Linked DNA regions of Homo sapiens: region 1 is linked to region 2. A link is a loop called in an ENCODE intact Hi-C map of the cell type or tissue named here. Cell type or tissue: CD4-positive, alpha-beta T cell. All regions are shown on one strand. Each heading gives the region's core, and the rest is flanking DNA. Links, peaks and the distances in the headings are about the cores only. Region 1 holds the start of LOC105371106 (a long non-coding RNA gene). Region 2 overlaps XYLT1 (xylosyltransferase 1).

Region 1 (16,000 bases), core at 2,148-10,147, 200 kb after region 2:
GGAGGGTGATGGGGAAGGCGCCGGGGGGACGCGGGCCGAGGCGGAGAGGGCGGGGCCTGGGGGAGGAGCCGAGGGAGGAAAAGGAGGAGGGAAAGGAAGGGGGTGGGGGCGATCAGAGAAGACAGACACCCCTCAGGACGTAGTGGGAGTAGGATGGGGGGCGAGGGGGACAATTCCCAAGGCGGAAAAAGAGAGGCAGGGGCCGCGAAACAGGGGACCTTTGGTTGAGGGTGGGCCCGCTCAGAATCCAGGGGAGGTCAGGAAGAGAGGGGGTCCCGAGGTCCTGTTTTCCCTGTGGGCCGCTGGAAGGAGGCAGTGCGTGGAGGAAGCTCCTAGCCCCGGAGTTCGCGGTCCAGGGATCTTCTGTCGGTACCAGACCGGTTGGCAGGTGGACACGTGAGAAACATTTCAGGAGTGTCAGAGCCACAGTCTGATCCCTTCATCCTGGGCTTGAAGGGGTGGGGAGGAGGCTTTGGGTGAGTTTCTGGAGTTAATCAGCACAAGCTCTGTGAGTGACTCCTGAATCACACACAATCCCCGGTGCCAACGATGTACTAAGTGTTCACTGAGTCACTTCTCTGGTCCCTGAGGACTCACAAGCCAAGAGACTCCAAACCCAGTTGGCAAGTGGTATAGCGGCAAAAGGGAGACCCGTGGAGTTACTCAACCTTCGCAGGATGCAAGCCCCAAAGGCTGGCCCCGCAGCCTCCCAGCGTGTCCTTTTCCCCATCCATCCTGAAGTCCCCCTTCCTGTCTGCACAGGGCCCAGGTCCTGGGGAAACAGGTCTTGCTCTTGAAAGTGGAGTTCTTTCCCATCCTGACTGGTCTGTCCCGGTGACCTTGAGCCAGGAGGAGGAGGACTCCTCCCTGAGCCCAAGCTTTCTCCTCTGTCGTTTAGGCAGAATGATCCCAATGGACTCAAATTTCATCCCGAGCCTTCTCTGACTCAGTCTTTCTGGTTTTTCCCTCCCTTGTCCTCTTGCCCAGGGCTTTATACACAGCAGCGCAGAACAGTGAGCATATGGGATGGCGTTGGTGTCCCATACGGGACCTAGCACTCTGGGAATACAACAGCAGATCAAATCAGTTTGTGAATTGAGGACTTGGCGTGAATGCTTCGCATCTTGTCTGCTGTGCTTTTTCACCTCATCCTAATTTACAAAGAGAAGAAAGTGGAGTGTAATGAAGGCTCATCAGACAATGAGGCAGGGAGTGGGAAGAGATTGTTTCATCCACTCCACAAGCATCCGTGAATACAAAGCTTGTGTCAGACACTGGGCCAGGTGCACGCATCCAAAGGTGAATGAGGTTTAATCTCATCTTCAGCAAGCCTGAGGTCTAGAGAAGCCTGATGTGGATGTTAATCATTAAAATATAGTGAGATAGGCCTGGGCGCGGTGGCTCATGCCTGTAATCGCAGCACTTTGGGAGGCCAAGACAGGAGGATCACCTGAGGTCAGAAGTTCGAGATCAGCCTTGCCAACATGGTGAAACCCCGTCTCTACTAAAAATACAAAAATTAGCCGGGCATGGTGGCACACACCCCTGATCCCAGCTACTCAGGAGGCTGAGGCAGGAGAATCTCTTGAACCCAGGAGGCAGAGGCTGCAGTGAGCCGAGATCACACCACTGCACTCCAGCCTGGGTTACAGAGCAAGACTCCATCTAAAAAACGTATATATAAATATATATATATTGTATATATATATATTATATATAATGTATATAATAAATATATTATATATAATATATTTATATATATGTACATATAATATATATAATATATAATATATAACATATATATAATATATATATTTATATGTAAATATATATAATATTATATATATATATATGGTGAGATAAGCATTGCTGTAGAGATGTGCAAAAATGCTAAGGGTTCATGAGGGCAGGACGGGAGTAAGCGCCAAGAAAAAATGCTTTCTGAACCCATGTAATTAGCCAGTCCACTTGCCTGAACAAGAAAAGTATAAAATGTATGCTAGTGGGGGTTGTAAACTCCAAACCAATCAACCTTAGTTGTATCTAAAGCTTAGCCAGGCATGTAGCCTGGCATAGAGGCCTTCCCTTTGGGCCCAGCACCCCTAACCAGGAGTAAAAGACCAGAGGCAAGTTTCTAGGGCCACCAGTCATCTGTTTATCAGTTGGGGATATTTTGTTTACAAGCAATAACATCTATTACTAACAGTAATAAGACTTAAGTCTATCTTTTAAGTCTTTTTTTTTTTTTTTTTTTTGACACAGTCTCACTCCATCACCCAGCCTGGAGTGCAGTGGTGTGATCTCAGCTCACTCCAACCTCTGCCTCTTGGGTTCAAGTAATTCTCATGCCTCAGCCTCCCGAGTAGCTGGGATTACAGGCATGTGCCACCACGCCCAGCTAATTTTTTTTTTAGTACAGACGAGGTTTCACCATGTTGGCCAGGCTGATCTCAAACTCCTGACCTCAGGTGATCTGCCTGCCTCAGCCTCCCAAAGTGCTGGGATTACAGGCATCAGCCACTGTGCCCAGCCCGGTCTGTCTTAAAAATATACTTTACTGGATCATGTAGCTGAACATTGCAGAGGAAAGGCTTCAGGTGAGGTTTGATCTAGCAACTCACAATTATCACCTGGGATTCCTTTTCTTTCCATCTCTCCTCTCTGCTTTCCATGGAGTCTACCTTATTCCCTCTTGATGTCACACGATGCCTGGCCTCAGCTGCTGCGACTACTTTGTATCCTGTGTTCATTTCTAGCCCAGGGAAAGGAGGGTCAGTATTTCCCAGGATTTTCCTCAAAGGTTCGGAGATTTTTTTTCTGATTAGACCAGTCTTAAGTTCTGGGTCACTCCGAGACCAATCAGTGTGGCCAGGAAGTTAGAAAATGCCGATCAACTTGGCCAAGATCCCATATTTCACCTCCGCCATTGGGGTGAAGCCAGCCTCCCTGTAACAACTTGGATGCCCTATAGAGATCAGGGTCTGATGGGAAAGAAGTAGGTGCAGGGAACAGATTCCATCATTTATTCCACGCAGCCTCCCGAGGTTATATGACCTTGGCCAAGCCACCTCCCCTCCCAGGACTTAGATTTCTTTAGTGCCAAATGAGGGGTTGGAGGAGACAGCCCCCAAGATTTCACATGTTGCCAGAACGCTCTCTTAGTGTCTCAGCAGAGCTTCTCAACCCAGCAGAGGCTGCTCTGGAGCCTCTTGGCAACCCTGCCCTCTGGCTCATCTTTGCTTCAAGGTCTCTGGCCGCATTTTTCCCGTTAGCAGCAATGATGTTATCTGCTTCCTCCACATCTCACATTTAACCACAGTCCTTTGGGGCCCACCCTCTGGCTCCACTCCCTCAGGGGCCAGGGGCTTAAGGAGTGAGGTTAAGGATCTGGGCTCCAAGTCCCTGGAGAGAGAGTTGTTTGTTTATCTCAGACTTATAAAAAGCCATGCAAGAAAGAGGTTTAAAGGCTCCAGGCGGGTTATGGACGCCATAAACAGCTTATGTGATGGTTTTAGGATGAAAAATCACCCGAGATCGAAGAATAGGAAGGCAAGCTTCTGGGGTCACTGGAGCTGTCTTCCTGCACCTCAAGAATCTTTGGGTAAGGAGGTGAGACAAAGATGAGATCAGAACAGCGGGTGGCTTGGAGTGGGAGAAGGGCGTGAATTTTGACGAATCTGCAGTGCACATGTATCTCAGTACCAGGGGGCGCAGTTGGTTTGGGCAGTGCCAGAACCCCTGGGAGCAGGGGCCGGGCATCATGTCTTCTAAGCCAAACCAAGCAAAAGCAGCCACTTTGCATTCGAAGGGGCCCCGGCTTTGGCTTCCACTGTGGTGTAAAAGCGAGACAGGCAGAGCTTGATGTATAAGACAGAGCCGAAAGCACCGCCTGAGACTCCAGCGGCAGCCCTAGCAACAGCAGTGAGAGTCCTTAGAATTTTTAAAGCTCATTCAGTCATTCAACAAAGATGTATTGGACCCTATTATGTGCCGGACGTCATGCTGGGAAAGCAAACTATAGGCGTGTAGAAGATTTCCTAAGGAACTCTGCTCTTAAAATATCGTTCCTAATCTCACTTGACCAAGAGCCAGAGCTCTGAAGAAGCCCCAGACTGATCTGTGGGATTCCCTCCCCACCTCCACCCCAAATCTTGTTTCATCGCCATTTTCCAGTGAAGGGGGGAGTAAATCAGTTAATCAGTAGTTTTCAGCTCCTAGGTGTGCCCAGCACTGAGCTCGGGGCTGTGAGAGAAAGTGGAAGGCCAGGGGGAAAGGGTTCTTCTCTCTCAAGGAGCTGTCAGAAGAGGTCATGGGACAAGACAGGCGCGGGATGGGGTCAGAGGAGGGGGCAGCCACAGCGGAGTCAGTGTGCAAAATGGTTAAGAGTCAGATTTCCCAGGTTTACTCAGCTCTGCTACTTTTTGACTCGGATTTCTAAGTATCAGTTGTTTACCTCGAGGCCTCAGTTTTCTCATCTGTAAAATGAGGCTGATAAAAGGGCCATTCTCATAAGTTTCTTATAAGGATTCAATGAGATAATCCATAAGAAAGGCTTTTTCCTATAGTGACTGACACATAGTAAGTGCTCCGTAAATGTTAGATGATATGTGTCTTATTTATTTTTCTTCATTTATTTGAGACAGGTTCTCACTCTGTTGATCAGACTGGAGTGCAGGGGCACAATCATGGCTCACTGCAGCCTCAAACTCCCAGGCTCAAGCAATTGTTTGGCCTCAGCCTCTCAAGTAGCTGGGACTACAGGTGCACGTCACCACACCCACTAATTTTTTATTATTAATTTTTATTTTATTTATTAATTTTTATTTATTTTGTTATTAGTTTTTATTAGTAACAGTAGGGCACTGCCAATTATGAGTGTCCAAAGGTATCCAGGGCTGCCTGGAGAAAGTAGCACTAAAACCTCATCCTCGACTTTGATAGAAGATTGCACATACCCCCAAGGGTTAGGACCAAGTCTCATTCATCTCTACTTTTTCTGGTGCTTTGCACAGTGCAGGGCACTGAATACATTTTGGGGGTGGAATGAACACTGATCTATGGGGCAGGTAGGAATGAGCCTGGGATGCTGGCAGGTTGGAACCCCATGCTTAGAAGTTCAAGGAACCCAAGTTCAAACACCATCTCGGCAACTTGTTAGTTGTGTGATGTTAAGCAGGTTAGTTAATGTCACCAAACCTCGATACTCTCAACTGTAAGTAGTGAAGAAAAATAATACGTATGTTTTAAGGCTGGGGGGTTGGAGGCAGGGAAATGGGGCAGTGTATATAGCAGAGTGTCATACAGTTTATACAAAATGATAGCACCGGCCAATAGCAGTGTTGAAGGAATATTAGCCTGGTTGCATTGGCAGGGTGGTCTGTAAAGCAATGTTCTCCCCTTGCCTCAATGCTCCTGCCCCAGGTGCCAGAGAGCTAGGGCTGGATATGCCTTCTGCATTTAAATAAACTTCAGCCTAAGAGTTAAATTTAGCCAAATACATTCTTTTTTAAAATTTCGATCATGCATTTATTTCTTTTTGGTTTATTAGAGCCTGTTTTCACCCAGACTCTACAAATTTTGCTCTTGAAAAATTAAAAAATTCCCCCTACGTTTCACTTCTGCGTTGAGACAGAAATCATGAACAGGTGGGTCACCTGTTTCTGAGTGTCAGTGAGTGGTACGCTGAACACCCTCCCAGCCCACTAGGAATCCCAGAGTCTCTCCAATAAGCATTTGCAAGTGCAAGGATTCCACGTGGAGGTCAGAGGAGCCAGGACCTTGAACGTCCCTGGAGCCCCACCCACAGCATGCGAGGTCACAGACAGACAGGCATCACCTGTACCTCTTTCCCCAGTGCAAGAGAAAGAAACAGCCTCTGATCAGACCACAGGCATAGGCAGGTGACAAACCCCGCCAGGAGCCCAGCTGTGCTTCTGCTGAAATCCGCAGGCTTCCAGGCTAATCATCTACCCAATGCATCAGCAGAGGGAGCTCTAGGTAGTAAATAACATTCCTCTGACTGCAGAGTTTCCTGTAAAAAAAATCTGGAGACAGCAAAGGAAAGCGAGGTCCTATGTGGAGAGGGCACCTACCATGTGTGCAGAAGAAAATCACACCAATTTGCAAGAGTAGGGTGTTGGGGCAGGAGTGGGAGATGGGAAAGAGAGAAGAAAATCAGAAAGCACCACATTGCTTAAGAGATGATCTGAATTTGTTTTGTCTCAGCACTTTGACCTTCTAAGGACTCACAGCCTCTATGCTACCCTTGCAAGGCTCTGATGTTTGAAAAGGGGACGCAGTCCAAGTCTCAGACTACACTGGCAGACATTTTTTTTCTTTAAATGTTGATTGTGGGCTGGGCGTGGTGGCTCATGCCTTGTAATTTCAGCAGTTTGGGAGGCCGAGGCAGGTGGATCGCTTGAGGCCAGGAGTTTGAGACCAGCCTGGCCAACATGACGAAACCCCATCTCTACTAAAATGACAAAAATTAGCCGGGGATGATGGTGCATGCCTGTAGTCCCAGATACTTGGAAGGTGGTGGTCACAATGAGCCAAGATTGTGCCACTGCACTCCAGCCTGGGCGACAAAGCAAGACTCCATCTTAAAAAAAAAAAAAAAAAAAAAGTTGATTATATGTGTTATGGGTGCCTAATCTAACCCCTGGGGCCATAGGCTTATTTATGACTGTGGCAATGACAAGGATGACAATGATGACGATGACGGCAATAAGAGCGAACATTTATTGAGCACTTACTAGGTGCCAAGCCGTATATTGAGGACTTCAACAAATCATATTCACCAAATATTTGTTGAGAATTGATTCAATACTTAGGACAGTGTTCATGCCAGGGATTCATGGGAATTCATCCACGGATAAGACACAGAAAGTCCCTCCTGTCATCAAGCTTGCATTCTAAGGAGGCAGACAGGTCAAGACAAACAAATATATAAACAAGTAATATCAGAGAGTGATAAGTGCTATGAAAAAAATAAAAAGAGGCTGAGCATGGTGGCTCACGCCTATAATCCCAGCACTTTGGGAGGCTGAGGCGAGGCGGGAGGATTGCTTGAGTCCAGGACTTTGAGACCAGCTTGGGCAACATAGCCAGACCTCTTTTCTACAAAGAAAAATAATTTAAAAATTAGGGTTGGTAGTGCTCACCTGTAGTCCTAGCTACTTGATTCTTTGTGCCCAGAAGTTCAAGACTACAGTGAGCTAGATTGCACCACTGCACTCCAGCCTGGGTGTCAGATAAAGACCCTGTCTCAAAAAAAAAAAAAAAAAAAAAAAAAGAAAGAAAGAAAAAGAAAAGGAAGCTGACTTGCTAGAGTGACTAAAATAGGACAAGGGGAAACAGGCTGGTCAGGGCAGACCTTACCCAGACAATGACACTGGAGTGTTGATAACCTTCTCAAGAAATGTGACTGTTTAACAACTCTTACTCCATTTATGCATCAAGCATCATCTACTGACTGAACAAATAACTGTAGATCCATTTTTCAAATGTGTGATATATAAATGATGCTAAATTCATTGTCATTCTTTGGGCATTTTGGATTTTCTTAAAGTGATTAGTAATAACTATTTGCATGGTCATGATGGGAGCTATGGAATGGGTTAGGAAAAAGTTCACCAAAAAAGAAAAGAGTTAAAAATATCCATCTCACCAAAGAAGAATTGAGAGCAACTAATGTATTAGATCTCAAATATTTTTGGTCCAAATACTTTTTTAATTTCTTAACTTTACCCTCCTCACCCCTCTCAAAGGTTCTGTATGCCACAGATGTTTCTATTTAGCCCCTGTATCTTTAAGTCGGCAGGCTGAGCCCCGTAGTCCCCAAATCACCTCTCCCATCTTGTTTGTAGCTTCTTCTCTGCACCCCAATGTCAACCCATCCTGCACCTATTGCTATTTCTCTCTGTGTCTCTCAAATCTCTTTTACCTGAACCCCTAAGAATTCTATTCCACAAGGGCTAAGTGTACGGTGTTGGGGGCGGGAGTGGGAGATGGGGAGGAGGGAAGAAAATCAGAAAGCACCACATTGCTTAAGAGATGATCTGACTTTGTTTTGTCCCAGCACTTTGACCTTCTGAGGACTCACAGCCTCTGTGCTTCCCTTACAAGGCTCTCCTTGCACCTGCCCTCTAAGAACTCTATTCCACAAGGAAAACAGAAGTTCACTGGAAGCCTGTTTGATATGCCAGAGTCTGTTAGCTGCTTCTCAAATACCCATTCTTCCTTTCCTGTTTGGTCAAGAATTCTGATTTTAGTTGGGGTGACAATGAGCCCAAACCAAAAGCAACGGTTCTTAGCCTTCCTGTAAGTTAGGAGTGATCGGAAAGAAGACAGCAGATACAATTGGTAGAGCTCCCAAGAAATCCTTTGGGGTGGGAGGGAAGATCCTAAATAAGTTGGGATTGAGTTCCCTTTGTGCCTTGCCATTCCCATTGTTTTTTTTCTATTCTTAACTTCAGACAGGGTCTCACTCTGTCACCCCAGCTGGAGTGCAGTGGTGCAATCTCGGCTCACTGCAGCCTCGACCTCCCAAGCCCAAGCAATTCTCCTGCCTCAGCCCCCCAAGTAGCTGGGACACAGGCACCTGATACCACATCTAGTTTTTGTATTTTTAGTAGAGATGGGGGTCTCGCCCTGTTGCTCAGTCTGATCTCTAACTTCTGAGCTCAAGCAATCTGCCCACCTCAACTTCCCAAACTGTTAGGATTACAGGCATGAACCATGGTGCCCAGCCATCATTCCCATTCTTTTGGACTGGAATGTAGAAAGGATAGCTGGAGCTCCAGCAGCCATCTTGTGACCATGAGGACAGAGGCCAGTACTACAGGTGGTGAGCCAGAAAGAAAGAAACAGCTTGGGTTCCTGGTGCTCTGCTGTCTCCGGCCCATCCTTAGACTTTTCTTCACACCCAAGAATGAGCCCCATATTAGTTGGAGCCACTCAGGCTGGGTTTCTGTCTCTATAGCTGGTACGATGACGTGTCTGATAGAATGAAACAGTCTAACTGAAAGAAGCTCAGGGATAGAGGTGGGATTTGGGAAGAGCTGGAACCAGGGACCCAAACACAGAAGTCACCCGCTTTATCTCTTGCTCTGCTTCCTTCTGCCTGCTTGATTAATTCTCCCTCCTGGCAGAACAATGCTGTCCACATGGTAAGAAGCATAACTGCCACAGCTCCTGAGTGCCACACTGTACAGCCTCCATAAAGGGACAGGTTCTCCCTCTAAGGCCATGAGCCGCAAGCGGGTCCTCAATGCTGTCTCATTCGCTGCATTTTGCTGGTCTTGTCACTCTCCCAGGCATGAAGCCACCAGCTCTCTCTCCCCTCCTGCCTCTGACTTTCCTCCTTCCCCACTTGCCTGAGGACCTTGCTTCCCAGGTTGACAAGGGAGGGGGAAGGAAGCTTCCCACCAAGCTCCTGCCATTTAATTTCCCCACTTTTCTACATCGGTGTCGCGGACTGTTTTTGTGAATGAACTTTCTAGGCTCCAGGTCGAGACCCACTCCTCCATCTGCCAAAGAGACCCCACCTTGTCTTACCTATCTGCGGACATCACTCCAACACTTCCATTTTCTCCTTCCTTTATCATCAGTTCTTCCTCCCGAGAGCAGCATTTCCTCTAGCATTTGAATTCCCTGGTATTTCTCTGGTTAAAAACAAAAGTTCTGACCAGGCGTGGTGGCTCATGCCTGTAATCACGCACTTTGGGAGGCTGAGGCGGGCGGATCACCTGAGGTCAGGAATTTGACACCAGCCTGATCAACGTGGTGAAACCCTGTCTCTACTAAAAATACAAAATTAGCTGGGCATGGTGGCACATGCCTGTAATCCCAGCTACTTGGGAGGCTGAGGCAGGAGAACTGCTTGAACCTAGGAGGCGGAGGTTGCGGTGAGCTGAGATTCGGCTGAGCTGAGATTGCACCATTGCACTCCAGCCTGGGCAACAAAAGCGAAACTCCATCTCAAAAACCATAAAATAAAAAATGTTCTCTCCTGGCCCCACAGCCCTCTATAGCTTCGATCTCGTGTTTCTCTTTCTTTTGCAGGAAAACTCCTCAAAAGCATTGTCTAGCTCACCGTATCTCCAATTCTTCCCTTTCCATCTTCTCCTAAGCCCTTCTAACACACACACACACACACACACACACACACACACACACACACACGCTACTCTTAAGCTCATCAGTGACCTCATTACCAGATTCAATAGTTACTTAGCCTAATGCAACAAAGGTCACAGTTGTCCCTTCCTTCCTCCTTATTTATTTCTTTGGCTTCCAGGATGCTGCTCTCTGGGTTCGCTCCTATCTCACAGCTGTTCCTTCTCAGCCTCTTTGGTTAATCCCTTCTCTTCCAGCTGTCCTCTCCCCTTCCTTACCCCAATTTTCTGTGCTGGCTTTTCCCAGGCTTTAATTCCATAGCTTTTCTTCTCCACCATCCAGATGCATGGCTATAAAGAAATCCTCTAATTCACATGTTTATATTTCCAGCCTGTACTCCTCCCCAAACTCCAAGTTCATGCACTCAGTTGCTCACCCAGCATCGCCACTTGGATGTCTAATAGACATCTCTGTCAAGAACTGAAAAAGGGGCTGGGGATTTGACCCTACTTGCAAACTAACAAGGTATTCTGCCATAGCTTCATGAATTCCAGCAGAAGACATGAGACTCCTGGATCAGAGACAAAAGATCCTATTACCCACCTCATAGCAGGCAGCATGAGCTTCATGTTTGCATCAGTTCCCTCCCTGCATCCCCCACCAAGTCTCTGGGGTGGTACAGAGGGGGTCAAGGCAGATGCTCTACACATGACTGAGAAACCTGGAGTTTTGAAAAACTCTGTATTTTATAATGAGCTGCAAGCAAATCTGCTCAACCTTTGCCCCAGAGGGAGACATTATCTTTATTAGCCTGAATAGCAAACAAATCTGCCCTCTGCCCAGAAGGGAGACACTATCTCTGCCTACTAAGGCTGTTCACAATACAAATATGAAGTTTATATGCCTTTTGATGTCTTGAAAAGGTCATCCGGAGGCCAGGCATGGTGGCTCATGCCTGTAATGCCAGCACTTTAGGAGGCCAAGGCAGGCCGATCACTTGAGCCCAGGAGTTCAACATCAGCCTAAGCAACATGGAGAAACCCCATCTCTACAATAAATACAAAAATTAGCTGTGGCCAGACATGGTGGCTCACACCTGTAATCCCAGCACTTTGGGAGGCCGAGGTGGATGGATCACCTGAGGCCAAGAGTTCAAGACCAGCCTGGTCAACATGGCAAAACCCCGTCTCTAGAAAAAAATACAAAAAAAGTAGTCAGGCTTGGTGGCGGATGCCTGTAATCCCAGCTACCTGGGAAGCTGAGGCAGGAGAATCACCTGAACCCAGGAGTTGGAGGTTGTAGTGAGCCGAGATTGCCCCACTGCACTCCAGCCTGGGCAACAGAGAGAGACTCCATCTCAAAAAAAAAAAAAAAAAAAAATTAACTGGAAGTGGTGGCTGTGCCCGTAGTCCTAAATACTCAGGAGGCTGAGGTGAGAGGATGGCTTGAGCCCGGAAGGCGGAGGTTACAGTGAGCCAAGATTGCACCACTGCATTCCAGCCAAGGTGACAGAGTCAGACCCTGTCTCCAAAAAAAAAAAAAAAAAAAAAAGTCATCCAGAATAGAAAGCCACAATGTGCAGAAATATAAACAGCCCATGGAGAATTATTTCCTAACAGTATTAAACTTATCATATCCAAAATGGAATTCTTGAACTTCCTTCCCAGCTCATGCCACCAAAAGCTTTTCCATATCAAGAGCTTTCAGTCATCACAGCTCCTGTCTTTTGCTCGTAATACGCACCCAATTCATCAGCAAATCCTGTTGGCTTCATGTTCAAAATATTTCCCAAATCAGATTACATCTCACTGTCCCCATGGCCATCACTTAGGTCCAAGCCACATTGTCTCTCCCTTGATTCCGCAGTCACCTCCTAATTCACAGCCCTGCCTCCAACCTTGCTCTGTTCTCTCCACAGCAGCCAGAGAAAACCTGATTAAACTTAGCTGCAGTGTTGTCATTCATTAGTTAACAGCAACATCAAGGGGATCCTCATTTCTCTTAGAAATAAAGCCAGTGTTCCTATAAGAGCCTGCATGGCCCCCACCATCCAGCCCCCAGCATCTCTCTCACCTGCACAAGCTATTTTCCTGCCCTTTCCTCACACCCTTCCATCACCCTGGTTTCCTTTCAGTTTCTTAAATACGCCAGGCAGGTGCTCACCTGGCGGCATTGCCCTGGTTTTTCATTATGTCTGGAATGCTGTGCACCCAGATATCTGCCTGTCTCCCTCCCTTACCTTGTCTCCCTGCCTTTTTCAAGCTTCTGAAGAAGGTGTCATCTTCTAGTTACAGTAGTTAGCTAGTCAGACATGAACAGGGCAGGAGAGGGCTCCTCCCCCACCACTAGGAATGTCAGGCAACCATGGTCAGGCAGCTGTTAACTGTCTCTCTAAAATAATAATTGGTTGCAGTCAGCACCAGGGAAAGGCAGTTTCCCAATGAACAGAAATACCTGAAACTGGTGATCAGCAGCTTCCCGATAAGATCTCAAGAGTTGGGCAAGTAGGTTCAAGCATGCACACTAAGAGGCAAAATGGCAGAGTTTAACTGGTATATGACCTCCTGGGGACATCTGACTGGTAAGGGAAGAACGCTTTAACTGAGCATGCGTACAACTCCAGGAAGCACACTCAGCATGCTTCTCTCCAGGCCACTGCTCCAGGTAACATCCTGCCCCAAGGGAAGAATCAGGGGAGAAGGGACGCAAGACCCCAGAAGCATGCCAGTGTATGACCCCAAGTCAAAGGTCAAACAGCGCACTTTATCTCTCAAGTCGCCTGCTTGGTCCTCTTCCAAGTATACCATTTTTTGTTTCATTCCTGCTCTAACGCTTTTTTTTTTTTTTTTTTGAGTTGGAGTCTCGCTCTGTTGTCGCCCAGGCTGGAGTGCAGTGGCTTGATCTTGGCTCACTGCAACCTTCCCTTCCTGGGTTCTAAGTGATTCTCCTGCTTCAGCCTCCCAAGTAGCTAGAATTACAGGCATGCACCACCACACTCAGCTAATTTTGTATTTTTAGTAGAGACGGGGTTTCACCATGTTGGCCAGGCTGGTCTCAAACTCCTGACCTCAGGTGATCCACCTGCTTTGGCCTCCCAAAGTGCGGGGATTACAGGCGTGAGACACCACGCCCAGCCATTCCTGCTCTAACACCTTTTTTTTTTTTTTTTTTTTGGAGACTGAGTCTCTCTGTCACCAGGTTGGAGTGCAGTGGCATGATCTCAGCTCACTGCAACCTCTGCCTCCCAGGTTCAAGCGATTCTCCTGTCTCAGCCTCCCGAGTAGCTAAAATTACAGGCACCCGCCACTACGCCCAGCTAATATTTTGTATTTTTAGTAGAGATGGCGTTTCACCATGTTGGCCAGGCTGGTCTCAAACTCCTGACCTCATGATTTGCCCGCCTCAGCCTCCCAAAGTGCTATGATTACAGGCATGAGCCACCGTACCCGGCCTCTAACACTTTTTAATAAACTTTCACTGCTGCTCTGAAACTTGCCTCAGTCTCTCCTTCTGCCTTATGCCCCTCAGTTGAATCCTTTCTTCCGTGGAGGCAAGAATTGAGGTTGCTGCAGACCCGTATGAATTCATCGCCAGTAACATTCTCATTTAAGCCTTTCCCAACTATCGCAGTGGAATCACAGTGCCTCAGCCAGCACCCCCAATTGCCTTGACTTTGTTTTATTGGTCTCCGAGCACTGACCACCTTGTTCACTTATTCTATTTATTGTTGTCTGTCTGTCTGACCCCATTAGATTATAAAGCCCATGAGGGCAAGGTTTTGTCTGCTTTGCTTACTGCTTAGTGCTTGGCACATGGTAAGAGCTTGATTAATGTTTGTTGATGAATTGAAGTTGAAGTCAGAGTCCAAAGACATTGCAGAAAACAGCATTGATTATCCTGCCTCACCTGGGGCGCAATGACTGGAGTTACAGGAAAGGGGTCACATAAGAAGACAGAGAAGGATCCGGTGTGGTGGCTCACGCCTGTAATCCCAGCACAACAGGAGGCTGAGGTGGAAGTATGGCTTGAGCCCAGGGGTTCAAGACCAGCCTGGGCAACATAGAAAGACCCTGTCTCTACAAAAAATTTTTATTTTTTTATTTTTTTAAAAACTTTAAGTCCTGGGATACATGTGCTGAACATGCAGGTTTGTTACATAGGTATACATGTGCCATGGTGGTTTGATGTACCTATCAACGCAGCATCTAGGTTTCAAGCCCCGCATGCATTATGTATTTGTCCTAATGCTCTGCCTCCCCTTTCCCTCCACCCCCCGATAAGCCCGGGTGTGTGATGTTCCCCTCCCTGTGTCCATGTGTTCTCGTTGTTCAACTCCCACTTATGAGTGATAACATGTGGTGCTTGGTTTTCTGTTCCTACATTAGTTTGCTGAGGATGATGGTTTCCAACTTCATTCATGTCCCTGCAAAGAACGTGAACTCATTCTAGCTGGGTGTGGTGGCTGTGCACCTGCAATCCTGCTACTCCAGGAGGCTAAAGTGGGAGGACTGCTTGAGCCTGGGAGGTCGAGGCTGCAGTGAGACATGATCATGCCACTGAACTCCAGCCTGGGCAACAGAGGGTCTCTAAAACAAAAAACAAAAAACAAAACAAAACAAAAAAAGCAAAAAAGAGGAAGAAGAAGAAATGAGAACCTATGTTAACCATGTAATGAAAAAGCCACTGGCAAGAAGGGGAGACACCAACTGTGCTGTTGATGTCGGAGGCAGGGCAACAGTGGGGGAACAAGACCCTGGACCCAAACCACTTGGGTTTGAATCTCCCATGTACTTCTTACTAACTCTGGTGTGTTGGAGAGATTGTTTCATTTTCTCCTTTCTTTTTCATCTGCAAAACTGGGGGAACACGGTACTCTCCTCCTGCGATTGTCAGGGGGCTTAAATATATGAATTAATGTTAAAAAGCACTCGAAGTAGCACTCAGCACATAGTAACATCAAATACAAGATCTGAAAACTGTTAGAAAAACAATGAGAACTTGATAAAAGAAATACATATATATTTGAAGAAATCAATATGCTTCTTTTCCATAGCAGGTAGATAAATAGAAAGAAAAATCAGTAAGGACATAGAGAAATTGCACACTGCAACCTACAAACTCAATTTAATAGATACATAGAGAAACACTTACCTTAACAGAAAGTAAATATTATCTTCTAATATCCACGGAATCTGTCATATACCTAAACATAAAGTAAACCTCAACAAATAAAATAAAAAAGATTTTTCTCAAGCCAGATTCTCCCTAATCATAATCCAATATTATAAATATTTTATTTTATTTGTTTTAATAACTTAAAAAGTGAGAAACACCACCCTAGATAATGGAATTTAATCTTTTTTAGAAGAGCAATAAATAAGAGAATATCACAAAATCAACAGAATACAACAAAAGCTATAGTCAGAGGAAAATTAATAGACTGCAAAACCTTCATTATAAAGAATGACTAATAAGACAATGAAGAAATGTATGAGCCCAGAGGTTACAATAAGAAAATAAAAGAAATTCTCCATAAAAAATAATAATGACAGAAACTGAATGTAATGAAATGGAAAGCACAAACAACAGCAGAAAGTAAAAAATCAACTCAAAAACTCATTTTTTGAAACACCAGATTAAACCCCTGGCAAGTCTGATTTAGAAAAAAAATAAATAAATAAAAATAAAAGTATAGCTATGTAAAAAAGAAAACTTAGCCAAAATCACAGAAGTAAAGGAAAATTGAAGAGAATATCACGTGCAATTCTATGCCAATACATTTGATAACCTGGATTAAGTGGCTAATTTCTTGGGAAAAAAATAAACATTAAAAATGGCCCAAGACAAGGCAGAAAACTTGGAGAAACCGATGACCAGAAAG
Region 2 (8,000 bases), core at 1-8,000:
GTGGGCAGATCACTGGAGTTCAGGAGTTCGAGGCCAGCCTGGCTAACATGATGAAACCCTGTCTCTACTGAAAATATCAAAATTAGCCAGTTGTAGTGGTGGGTGCCTGTAATCCCACCTACTCGGGAGGCTGAGGCAGAAGGATCGCTTGAACCCGGGAGGCAGAGGTTGCAGTGAGCCAAGATCATGCCACTGCACTCCAGCCTAGGCGTCACAGTGAGAATCTGTCTCAAAAAAAAAAAAAAAAAATTGAGAAGTGCTAATGTTGTTGCACCCATCATTCATTCGGTCAGTCAGTCAGTCATTCGTTTATTTTGGAGACAGGGTCTCGATCTGTCGTCCAGGCTGGAGCGCAGTAGCATGATCTCGGCTCACTGCAACCTCTGCCTCCCGGGTTCAAGTGATTCTCCTGCCTCAGCCTCCCAAGTAGCTGGAATTACAGGTGCACGTCACCATGCCTGGCTAATTTTTGTATTTTTAGTAGAGACAGCGTTTCACCATGTTGGCCAGGCTGGTCTGGAACTCCTGACCTCAAGTGATCCACCTGCCTCAGCCTCCCAAAGTGCTGGGATTACAGGCATCATCATTTAAATAATAAAACATATTATCTGTTTATAAATTGCTGTCATATATTTCTTCTTCATACTATTTTAGCAGTCTATTGATCTTTTTTAGAGTTGTGGGTGTTTAAGTAGGATAGAATAAGGCTGGATTTCATTTCTGGTTGGGTGAAAGGAATGTTTTAAAAGATTTGTGACATTGAGCAGGGCTGGGTCTGCTGGGGTTAAAATCACAGGTTTATTCATTCCACATATGTTATTTGGGTGTCCACTCCCTGACAGATGGGGCAGGGGAAAAGGATATAGGAAGGGGAACTAAAGTATGCTTCCTGCTGTTGGTGGAATTCTGAGAAAAGAGAGGAAAGTAAGTATGAATATAAGTTATTTTAATATAGGACCAAAAGGGAGTGTAGGGATGGGTGTGCTCAGGATTTGAATTTCATCAAGGGTGTGGAGCCTCACATGGTCTGGGGTCCAAGGAGAATGGAGGAGACTTCACAGAGAAAGCAGTTTTCCAGCCTCATCTTGAGAAGAAAGGAGCAAGACAGACAAAGGAAAAAAGGGCTTTCCAGGCAAGGGCAAAGCATGTGCAAAGGTGTGGTGAGAGGACCAGCCCAACTCCTTTTATAATAACAACGATCCCAGCTAACACTTAGTGAACATTTACTCTAATGACTGAGCTACACACTTTATATAGATTATCTTTAAAACTCTCAGAGCAGGGCCGGGCACGGTGGCTCACATCTGAAATCCCAGCACTTTGGGAGGCTGAGGCGTGGGAATTACTTAAGCCCAAGAGTTCAAGAGTAGCCTGGCCAACATGGTGAAACCCTGTCTCTACTGAAAATACAAAAATTAGCTGGGCGTGGTGGTGTGCGCCTGTAATACCAGCTACTCGGGAGGCTGAGGGAGGAAAAACGCTTGGACCTGGGAGGTGGGGGTTGTAGTGAGCCAATATTGCGCCACTGCACTCCAGCCTGAGCAACAGAGGGAGACTCCATCTCAAAAATAAACAAACACATCAACAAACAAAAAACCCCAGAACAACTCTATTGGGTAGGTGCAATTAGTATCCACATTTCACAGGTGAAAGTATGGAGGCATAGAGAGGTTAAGTAACTTGCCTCAAATCACACAGCATGGTTATAAACTTACATTGTTACTCCTGTGGGCTGTTAACAACTACGCTTGGCTCAGTGCCCCACAGGTTTCTAAAGTCCCCCCCAGGAGGAAACACCACTTCCACCAAAGGCCCTGGAAGAAAGCAATCACTAAGTGAGCTGATCTTTGGCCTGGGGTGGGGAAGGGAGGAGTCCAGAAGTAAGAGAGTTATCTGAAAAGCCTGGGTTCCTGGTGTAAAGTCCTCTTGCCTGGCTGCCTGTGATTCATTCTCTACCTCTGTTATTTGAGATTCATTTCTAGGTTGGTGCCACGCCCCTGACTCCTGAAAGCCACAAACCACAATATTCTATTTGTCCCCTGGTTTTATTTCCCTATACACCTTCTCTGTCTCTCTTGATTCAACTCCCAGGAAGCCCTCTTGTCCTAACCATCATCCTTCCTCCCCAACATTCTCCGATCCAGGTCCTCTGGGACGGGGCACTTAAGGAGACAAATGGGTCTCCTGCTGTTGAAAAACACCCAGTTTTCAAACTCATCCTTTGCCTGTGTGGGCCCTATCCCCCACACACACCCTGCCACAGTGGGTAATGAATGGTTCACTTGTAAGCTCATTACCGCAGGGCCTCTAAAGAAATGGAAATGCTCACGGAGCCAGAGACATAAATAAGGAGAGGCGCCTGTAAATAAATAAATATAGATGCACATACACACACACAAACCCAGTTAATTTCTATCATCTGAAAGCCGGAACCATTTGGGGTGGGGAGAGAGAGAAAGAAATAGGCTCCTAATATTGCCATCCATGTGATTTCAGAACTGAGCTTCCCCAGAAGCTGCTAATAAATTATTTTTACTATGCAGAGGTACAAATGAATATGCTGCTGTCACCCCCTAAATCTCCTTTATGAGCATGTGTTTGCCTTGGCCCAACCTACTGGGGACAGGGGCTTCCGAGCAAGTTTTCATTGGCCAAGTTCCTGAAGGAGGCTGCCATCTTGAAGGTCTGCTCTCTGTAAGCTGCGGGTGCCCCACTGGCACTTCCTGTTTATGCCTGAGGTTGGCATGGCCTGCAGGACATCCAATGTCGATTGGAAGGCCACAGGAATCAAAGTGACAGCAGTGCCTACACTCAAGCTTTTGGAAAATGATTTCTGCAGCCTGGACTGAGAGCTGCTGTTCACAAGATGGAATGTACCCCTCTTGGCCATATACTTCAATAGGCCCTGACATTTTCTACCAAGTTTCAGGGTGGATATGCAAAAACCTCATCACTACCAACTTTCGCGTGCACTGTCATCATCCAGAAGGAAACTCTGGTCACTCCCTTTGGAGGCAGTGTATCCAATGTCCAGTTCTCCAACTGTTCAGAGCAAGAAGTAGGCCATGGAAATCATGGTGATCATGATATGCTACCAGGACACGATGGGCACCGTCCGATGAAGTTGTTATAAATGTATGCCCTGGAGTCACTCTTGAGGATCTGAAATCCAGCTCTACCACTTCCCAGCTGTGTGACCTAGGGAAAGTCGTTTACCCTCTCTGAGCCTTGCTTTCCTCCTACGTAAACTATCTATAATATCAAAACCTCGCAGGGCTAAAAAGATACGCTGACTTAACCAGTGCAAAGACACAGTTCAGAATAGTTAGCAGTTAATAAAAGGTAGCGGTTACCCACATCATTTCATGCGAACTCCTACAACGACTTTTCATACATTCATTCACAGATATTTACTGAGTGCCAAGTACATCTTAGGTGCTGGGGACATGTCTGTGAATAAGACAGACAGATGCCTGCTCCTATCGAGCTTATATTTTAATAGCATGAGACAGACAACCATCCTACCAACAACTCAATAAACAGATTCTATCACAATGTTGGGCATCTGTTATCTATTTTTATCTATTTTATTTTTATAATTTCAACTTTTATTTTAGATTCTGGGGATCCCTGTGCAGGTTAGTTGCATGTGTGTATTGTGTGATGCTGAAGTATGGAGTATGATTGACCACTTCACCCAGGTAGTGAGCGTAGTACCCAATGGTTAGTTTTCTAACCCTTGTCCCCCTCTAGAAGTTCTCGGTGTCTACTGTCACCACCTTTTTGCTTTTTGTTTTTCCAGACAAAGTCTCTGTCATCCAGGCTGGAGTGCAGTGGCGCGATCTCCAATCACTGCAACCTCTGCCTCCGGGGTTCAAGAGATTCTCCTGCCTCAGCCTCCTGAGTAGGTGGGATTACAGGGATGCACCACCACACCCAGCTAATTTTTGTATATTTAGTAGAGACGGGGTTTCACCATGTAGGCCAGGCTGTTCTCGAACTCCTGACCTCCTGTGATCCACCTGCCTCGGCCTCCCAAAGTGCTGGGATTACAGGGGTGAGCCCCCGGGTTCAACCTACTGTTTTCATCTTTATGTTCACGTGTACTCAATGTTTAGATCCTAATTCCAAGTGAGAACATGTGGTATGTAGTCTTCTGTTCCTGCGTCATTAATTTGCTTAGGATAATGGCCTCCAGCTGCATCCATGTTGCTGCAAAGGACCTGATTTTGTTCTTTTGTATTACCCACTGTTCCCAGATGTGGGAACTGAGGCTCACAGCGGTTATCTCAGCAGGTTTATGAGCCAGAGTTGTCCCACCCAGGAGAGTTTTGGAAGTGAGAGGAGCAACCAGCAAGAGAGGCCGGCTGCCTGGCTGACAGGTAAAAGCTTTGTTTCCTCCTCCTCCTGCCCCTCCTGCCATGATTGACAGAGTGAGACGCCTCCCTGCGAACATGAGGCATCTAGTTCGGGTAGACAGTTTGCTACTGGAGAAGTTCCTTATTCAAGGGGCTGAGCAGTAGTGGCACCTTTTCGTGTATGACCAGCCAGCCGTGCCCAGACTTCTGAAGTCTGGCTGGATTCAGACACCGAACTCCCTTTAGTCCTCAAAGGACCCATGAAACACCCAACACAAGGTGGTTCCAAGAGACCCGGTGGACCGCAGTTGTTCAGGCCACTAGATGGCTCTTTCTGTGAAATTTGCAGAGAGCAAGCCGGCAGCTGCACCTTGATACTGAAGCCGGGCTGCTTCCCTTTGGACAGTCAGGACGCATCTCCGAGAAGTTCTTCTTCATTGCCGCAGGTGGGTGGGTCACTACCTCTTCCTTTAAGGGGTATTCCCATTAAGGCTTTTCACTTCAGAGGAGTTTGACAAGGCGAGACTGGGATTTCCACACTGTCTACTAAATCAAAGTCATTGCCATCATGCAACTTTCTGCTAACTTTCCCAGCTTCAAGGGAAAAGTGGAGCTTCATGGAGCTCCACTTCATCATCTGTTGGCTTCACATCATCCCATCAGAGACAAGCTCCATATAACAGCATCTACTGTTTACCCAAGATTTTGCACGATTCTCTTGTTTCATCCTCCCATTTATCTTTGGTGGAGATATTATCCGATGAGATAGAAAAGTAAACTGTGGCACAGAAAGGGGGTTACATGACTCAGGCAAAGTCGCCCAGGAAGCAAGGGGCAAGGCTGGGATCCATCCTAGGTCTGATTCTGAAGCTTGTACTCTTCACTTTACAGCCTCATCTATGCACAGGGAAGATCCTCCTGAGCTCTGCAAGTGTCCAAACTTAGAATGGGCAACCAAGGCTGACTGTGAACATTTCCTTCCTGGTTGGGCTTTAGGAAGAGAAGCGAAATTTGCCTATTACCTCTACACACCTCCTGAGACCAGGAGAATCCTGGGTGACACCAGGCATTCAAGGATTTCATGATACAGTCTCTCCCTCCCTAATGCACCTTTCAGCGTTGCTACTGGGACAGCATTTCCTGTGCCTTTTTAAATTTAATCCTCTTCACAGCCCTCTCAAGAGGCAGCGCGGCTCTGTGATCAGGAGCATGAATGCTAAAGCCAGACTACCTGGGTTCTCAACTTAGCCGTGCCGTTTTGAAGCTGTGTGACCTTGGGCAGGTTTCCCAGCTGTAGCCAGCTCATGGAGTTGAAATGAGAATTAAGTCAATGTTGGGAAAACACTTAGGACAAGGCCTGGAACACAAATTGTAGCTGTTACTAGTATGATCATTAATAGTAGTATGTCCTTTTTCAACATTTGAGTAAACAGAGGCTCAGAGAGGTGAAGACACTTCCTTAAGGCCACACAGATCAGGGATTTAAGCCATAGCACCAGACCTGGGAGCCAAGCTAATATTCCCTCTCCAACACAGCCCCTTCAAGTCCCAGGCTGGAAGTGAGCTGCCCTTCTTAGCAGTGAAACACCTAGAAAATTGGCTGACAATTTATCGAGGGCGTCTTCAACAAGTGTGTCATTTTGGATACACTGTGGGCTAACTATTGGTGCAGAGAGTGGGCTGAGGGGTCAGCTTCTTCAGCATCTGGCTTCATCCATCTCTGGGTCATTGATGGCTTCTGTCAAGATGGCCAAAGAAGACCACGAGAGTCAGGCTAGGCCTCCTCCTCTGCATATTAATTACAGCCAAGGCAAAATGTGGCCACAGCAGCAGTTAGGGGACAACAGGACCCTGCAAGTCCTCAAGCAGTCAGGCAGAGGACACCTTGGGCACCCCGCCCTCTGCCCAGCACAATCTTCCGTGGCACTGCCGAGGACCTCAGCAAGATGCAGACCTCCAGGGATGTCAGCCTGTCTCCTCCTCTAGGTCTGTCCTCTTTCTGTCCCTCTGTTTGTCCCTCTCCCCTCTCTCAACCACCTCTCCATCATTCTGCAATCAACATCCTGCCCATGGTCAGGGATATCTAAAAAGCTATCCAGGCTGGGCGTGGTGGCTCATGCCTATAATCCCAGCATTTTGGGAGGCCAAGGCAGGCAGATGACTTGAGGTCAGGAGTTTGAGACCAGCCTGGACAACATGGCGAAACCTCGTCTCTAATAAAGCTACAAAAATTATCCAGGCATGGCGGCAGCACCTGTAATCCCAGATACTCGGGAGGCTGAGGTGGGTGAATCGCTTGAACCCAGGAGGAAGAGGTTGCAGTGAGCCAAGATCGTGCCACTGCACTCCAGCCTGGGTGACAGAGCAACACTCTGTGTCAAAATAAATAAATAAATAAAAAGCTATTCATCTTCTGAAGAATGGAGGTGGTCAGATTTTGTCTTATTTTCTGAAACATACTTCAATATTTTCCTAATACAAATATGTGTCAGATATAAAAAATTCCAATACAATCTAGATTTATGAAATAATTCAAAATGTATTAAAATGTACAGAAAAATAATACAGTGCCCTTCCATGTACCAATTTTGTTATGTTTTATTCAATTATTTAAAGAAATTAGACTTTGCAGAGACAACTGGGAAGTTCCTCCCAGCTTTCAACCACCATCTCCCAACCCAGAGGACACTTCTATCCTTCACATTCATGTATTTATATTTTTAGTTAATACGTATGTGTTCACATACAATGTATAGTGTTATTTTGTGTATCTGTAAGTTTGACAAAAGGGCACCGTGCTGTAAATATCTCCTTTGCGTTTGCTTGTGTCATTCAATATTAGCATTTCTACCCCCATCTCCTCTCTCCTTTTATTTTCTCTCTTCTCAATTCTTCTTCCCTCAGGTAACATGATGCAGAAGGAATGACAGCATTTAGTTCACCAATTCTCAGCCTTGCCTTCCCATTGGACTAATCTGGGAGCCTTCACAAAATGCAGATGCCCAGGTGCCCACACGGGAGATACTGGTTTAGTGGGTTGGGGCTGGGCCTGGGAATCACGATTTCTAAAAGCCCCCAGACAGCGAGGGGTAAGCAACTGGATTTGGCCCCTCTTTCAGCTTTGGGTACCTGCTGTGAATCAAGGTCACTCCTGCTCAGAGGCCAGGTGAAGGAAGCATCTGATAGGCTGGCCTGCAGCATCCAGGGGAGCGGCTGAAGGACAGGTACTAGAGCTGGAGGCAGGCATCAGAGCCCCAGTGCCCGGTCACGCCCGGGGTTGTGACTCTGCTTGGCTCCATGCAGCATCCAGGGGAGTGGTGGAAGGACAGGTACCAGAGCTGGAGGCAGGCATCAGAGCTCCGTTGCCTGGCCACACCCGGGGTTGTGACACTGCTTGGCTCCATGGTACTCTGTGGACCCTGCTCCCACCATCTGTAAACTGAGTGTGCTGGGTGAGGGCAGTACTTCCTAACACTTCCTCCCTTCACTGGATAATTTTACTTGGCTCACATTTAAACATAAACATTTATGTTGTTAAAAAAAATGATGGTCATGATTCCTAAAATTCAAACAAAAGGAAAAAGGAACAATGCTATGGAACCCTGGCTAGACCAAGTTGCCTGGCTAAGGCTCTGAACCCAG

The links. Peaks named below come from ENCODE experiments on the same cell type or tissue, not always from the same donor. Only the 100,000 strongest peaks of a DNase experiment are listed, where the experiment ranks them.
Region 1: it touches region 2 in a loop (2.6-fold over the local background); 67 of 110 quality-filtered maps call a loop at or near these places.

Annotation. Positions count from the first base shown.
Region 1 is chr16:17,470,954-17,486,953 of GRCh38, forward strand. It overlaps LOC105371106 (a long non-coding RNA gene), which reads right to left and starts at 12,736. Exons shown (of 3, transcript XR_933144.3): 1 at 12,574-12,736; 2 at 9,559-9,665; 3 at 54-1,151. It overlaps XYLT1 (xylosyltransferase 1), which reads right to left and starts at 7. Exons shown (of 12, transcript NM_022166.4): 1 at 1-7. RefSeq lists an enhancer at 1-502. In CD4-positive, alpha-beta T cell, for the core only: CTCF peaks have their summits at 6,003 (motif pointing right) and 6,203; a DNase peak (open chromatin) is centred at 5,938; H3K27me3 peaks cover 227 bases.
Region 2 is chr16:17,273,613-17,281,612 of GRCh38, forward strand. All of the region lies in intron 2 of XYLT1 (xylosyltransferase 1), which reads right to left. Among named protein-coding and RNA genes, the nearest start is that of XYLT1, 190 kb to the right of the region's middle. In CD4-positive, alpha-beta T cell, for the core only: no CTCF peak of the experiment used is centred there; a DNase peak (open chromatin) is centred at 4,679.